Regions from separate parts of the Homo sapiens genome. Here region 2 is linked to region 1. A link is an interaction called in ENCODE POLR2A ChIA-PET data of the cell type or tissue named here. Cell type or tissue: PC-9. All regions are shown on one strand.

Region 1 (2,500 bases):
TTTTTTTTTTTGAAATGGAGTCTCGCTCTGTCGCCCAGGCTGGAGTGCAGTGGCACGGTTTTGGCTCACTGCACTCCGCCTCCTGGGTTCACGGCATTCTCCTGCCTCAGCCTCCCAAGTAGCTGGGACTACAGGCGCCCACCACCACGCATGGCTAATTTTTGTATTTTTTTTTTTAGTAGAGATGGGGTTTCACCGTGTTAGCCAGGATGGTCTCTATCTCCTGACCTTGTGATCCGCCCACCTCGGCCTCCCAAAGTGCTGGGATTACAGGCATGAGCTACTGCGCCCGCCCGTATTTGTCTTTTTATGGCTGGCTTATTTACTTAACATAACATCCTCAAGTTTCATCCATATTGTAGTAAGTGAATGATTTCCTTCTTTTTAAGGCTAAATAATATTCCATCATATGCCATATTTTTCTTATCCATGTATCCTTCAATGGACACTTGTGTTGCTTCCACATTTTGGCTATTGTGAATAATGTGGCAATGAATGTGAGTATGCAAATATTCTCACTGACATCCTGCTTTCCATTCTTTTGGGTATATATCCACAAGTGGGATTGCTGAATTACATTATAATCCAATGTTTATTTTTTTTAGGAGCTGCCCTACAATTTTCCACAGCAGTTGTACCATTTTATATACCCTTCAACAGTGTAAAGGGAAGGCCAGGTATGGTGGCTCACGCCTGTAATCCCAGCACTTTGGGAGGCCGAGGCGGGTGGATCACCTGAGGTCAGGAGTTCAAGACCAGCTTGGCCAACATGGTGAAACACCGTCTCTACTAAAATACAAAAATTAGCCAGGCATGGTGGTGGGCACCTGTAATCCCAGCTACTCGGGAGGCTGAGGCATGAGAATCGCTTGAACCCAGGAGGTGGAGGTTGCAGTAAGCTGAGATTGCGCCATTGCACTCCAGCCTGGACAACAGAGTGAGACTGTCTCAAACAAAACAAAACAAAACAAAACAAAACAAAACAAAACAGTGTAAAGGGTTCCAATGTCTCTACATCCTCACTAACAATTGCTATCTTCTGTTTTTTTGGTAGTGGCCATCCTAATGGGCACAAGGTAGCATCTCGTTAAATGTGCAGGGATTTTTGTAGGGTTTATTTGTGTGTGTTTTTTTTTGAGGCAGGGTCTGTCTGTCTCCCAGGCTGGAGTGCAGTTGTACAATCATAGCTCACTGCAGTCTCTACCTTCTGGGCTCAAGCAGTCCTCCTGCCTCAGCTTCTCAAGTAGTTGGGACCACAGGCGTGCACCACCCTGCTCAGTAATTTTTTACATTTTTTGTGTATAGATGGGGTCTCACTATGTTGCCCTTCCTGCTCTCAAACTCCTGGTGTCAAGCGATTCTCCCTCTCATCTTGTCCCCACAAGCGCTGGGATTACAGGCGTGAGCAACCACACCCAGCCCCAGCTTTCTCTTTGTGATGACTCTGGGGGAACTTTGTTTCACTTCTCTTGCTCAACCTTTCAGCAACATTTGAAACCAATGACCACTCCCTTCTTGGAATTCACCAAAGGAAATGGTATGTTACTTATCTATTGCTACTTAAAAATGATCTCAAAACTTAGCTGCTTAAAACAACACATGGTTGGGCACAGTGGCTCATGTCTGTAATCCCAGCATTTTCAGGGGCCAAGGTGGGAGGATTAATTGAGCCCAGGAATTTGTGACCAGCCTGGGCAACATAGCAAGACCCCATCTCTACAAAAAATACAAAAATTAGCCGGGTATGGTGGTGTGCGCCTGTGGTCCCAGCTACTCGGAAGGCTGGGGTGGGAGGGTCGCTTGAGCCTAGGAGTTCGAGGTTGCAGTGAAACATGATTGAGTCACTGCACTCCAGCCTGGGTGACAGATCCAGACCTTGTCTCAGTAAATAAATAAATAAGATAAAATATAAAAGAGAAGGCTAGGGACATTGGGTAGAGCAGATCCTAGTGGAGAAGTGGGGGTAGTGGCTGGCCTAGAAGAGAAGAGGCAAAGACAGGGAGTGAGTAAGGGCCACTCTTTTTAAGGAGCCATCTCTAGATTTTTATGGGTTGTCTATATTCTTTCCTGCGAAGGAGAGAGAAATGAGGAGTAGGAGATGGTGAGAGAGAGGGTTTTGTTTTCTTTTTATTTTTACGTTGGGAAAGAAACACCTCTGGCAGGGCACGGACCACAGCCCAGGCTGGATGGCTCCGGAGCTTGCACGTTACCCAGGATGCACTGCTGGCTTGCCTAGTTCTGAAGTAAAATAATGACTAATATAAACCAGCAATATCCTGATATTTTTTCCTGATGACTACTTTGAGTCTTTTTTGGGGAGTAAATATCAAATATTTAATTATTTCAGGTATTCTCCCTCCCTTCCTTGCTCTCTCGCCTTGGTGCCCCTGCTTGACTGGGGTGCAAATACTTGTTTACTGTGTCTCTTGGGCAATCCAGCTCTGTGCTCTTCCTCCCCTACCCACCAACTCCTGTTTAGGGCTCTTCCAGCCAAGCTCAC
Region 2 (2,500 bases), 400 kb before region 1:
TATTAAGAATAAGGCGGCCTTCTGGCCCCTCTGGGTCTAGGGCGGTAAAGCGTCTAAGTGTTGCTGCTAAGCGGGCCCTGAACTGGGCTGGGTTTTCGTCTTTACCTTGGGTAGTTTCTTTAAGTTTGTCAGAATTAACAGGTTTGTAAGCTGCCTTTTTAAGCCCTTCAACTAGGCAGGAAACCATGTAATCTTGCCCAGCTATACCTGGGGAATCTGCCTGATAGTTCCACTGGGGATCTTCTAGGGGAACTGCTCTAATGCCTTCCTGGAGGCCTGGCTTATGAAGCTGGCGGTTATCAGCATGAGATTGGGCTGGAGAAAAAACTCTTTCCCATTCATCTGGGGAGCGGGTAGAAGTTAGGTTGACACTTAAGTCACTCCAGGTTAAATTGTAGGACAGAATTGGATATCGGAATTCCTGTATATATTTAGTGGGGTCTGATGAGAAAGAGCCTAAACGCCGGCTGATTTGGGAAAGGTCTCATGGAGAAAAAGGCACATGTACCCTGACTATGCCTTCAGCTCCAGCCACCTCTCTAAGAGGAAATTGTTGGGCAGGTCGGAGAGAGCTAGTCACAGAACGAAACTGTAAACCAGACCAGGTGTGAGGAGAGGAGGTGATAGAAAGATTATAGGGTGGGGGAGCAGAGGCTGAGGAAGAATTGGGACCTGGCTCGGCCTGGCGAGGAGCAGCCCAGGGAGAAGGGGAGAGGTCAGATGAGTCCATAGAAAATAAGGATTCAAAGGACTCAGAGCTTGGGGTGGAGACTGAAGGAACAGACAGCAGAGAAAGAAGAAAGATTTGGGATGAGTCTCATCGGGAGCAGAGACTAGGGAGGGACCAATGTGTAAAGAATGCCTGGACATCAGGCACCTCAGACCATTTGCCCATTTTTCGACAAAAATTCTGTAGATCTTGTAGGATAGACAAATCAAAAGTGCCATTCCCTGGCCACTTGGAACTACTGTAGAGTTTGTACTGGGGCCAAGTGGTATTGCAGAAGAAAATAAGGTGTTTAAATTTTAGGTCAGGCAAGAGTTGAAGAGGTTTTAAGTTCTTGAGAACACAGGCTAAGGGAGAAAAAGGAGGAATGGAGGGTGGAAGTTTGCCTATAGTGAAGGAGGAAGTTTAAAGAGAAGGGTAGAGACACAGAGAAGGGGGGTGGGGAGCAGCCCTGGGCTGCAATGTGGGTGAGCAGCCAAAGCAGGCATCCCCGCAATTGACTTGCCACCAAGGGAATGTGGGTGAATGACCAAGGCAGGCGTCCCCGCGGTGATCAGACACCAATGGAGAGTGAGTGAATAATCAGGCAGGCATCCCCGCAATGATTAAACACCAAGGGAAGGCTGTCTTCCTGAGTCCGTGATCAGCGCCGGAGTTTTGGGTCCATGGATAAAATGTGTCTCCTTTGTCTCTACTAGAGAGGAAAAAGAACTGGAATTGGAAGGACAGGGAGATCAAAGGGTAGCAAGAGAGGAAGATTGAAGGGTAGCGAGAGAGGCTGGAGAAGAGAGTGAAAAGACCGCTTACCCAATTTGAAATTGGTGCGATGTTCCTTGGACTGGTTGGTCTGAGGACCGGAGATTGTAGGTGGATCTCTTCACGAAGTGAGGGTGAGGACAAGGGACTCCCGAAGGAGTCCCTCTGACCCGGGTCTTCGGCACCAAATGTCTAACACGTCTGTGTGAAGAGACCACCAAACAGGCTTTGTGTGAGCAACAAGGCTGTTTATTTCACCTGGGTGCAGGCGGGCTGAGTCCAAAAAGAGAGTCAGCAAAGGGTGGTGGGATTATCATTAGTTCTTACAGGTTTTGGGATAGGCGGTAGAGTTAGGAGCAATGTTTTGGGGGCAGGGGGTGGATCTCACAAAGTACATTCTCAAGGGTGGGGAGAATTACAAAGAATCTTCTTAAGGGTGGAGGAGATTACAAAGTACATTGATCAGTTAGGGTGGGGCAGAAACAAATCACAATGGTGGAATGTCATCAGTTAAGGCTATTTTCACTTCTTTTGTGGATCTTCAGTTACTTCAGGCCATCTGGATGTATACGTGCAGGTCACAGGGGATATGATGGCTTAGCTTGGGCTCAGAGGCCTGACACTCTCCCCTTCCTCAAGGCTCCTTCCTCACCTGGGGTGTACGGCTCCGAATCCCAGCACCTCAGGGGCCTTCCTGTTTCATTTTTGCTGACAAATGATTATTGAGCATCTCCCGTGTGCAGGGACAGAGAAGATAGACAAGCTGGCCCCCAGGTGGATGAGAGAGACTAGTCTATCAGTGCAGAAAACTACCAATAGGGACAAGGGCTAGGAAGGAAACACCAGGAAAAGTGCTGTTGGAAGATGGGGGTGACCCTGCTGCAGATGGGGTGCTCAGGGAGGGCTTCTCTGAGGTGGTGACAGTCACTTGATTGACAAAAGGGATGGGCAGGGCCTGTGGAAGTCTTCTGAGGAAGGGAACAGATGGTTTTTTAAACCATCAGATATGGTGAAACT

What was found. Peaks named below come from ENCODE experiments on the same cell type or tissue, not always from the same donor. Only the 100,000 strongest peaks of a DNase experiment are listed, where the experiment ranks them.
Region 2: POLR2A ChIA-PET joins it to region 1 with 8 read pairs; 3 of 35 experiments call an interaction of 5 or more read pairs at or near these places.

What each region holds. Positions count from the first base shown.
Region 1 is chr3:129,237,637-129,240,136 of GRCh38, forward strand. No RefSeq gene overlaps it. Among named protein-coding and RNA genes, the nearest start is that of COPG1, 11 kb to the right of the region's middle. In PC-9, no CTCF peak of the experiment used is centred here; a DNase peak (open chromatin) is centred at 1,465; H3K27ac peaks cover 1,340 bases.
Region 2 is chr3:128,839,923-128,842,422 of GRCh38, forward strand. No RefSeq gene overlaps it. Among named protein-coding and RNA genes, the nearest start is that of MIR12124, 5.6 kb to the right of the region's middle. In PC-9, no CTCF peak of the experiment used is centred here; no DNase peak of the experiment used is centred here.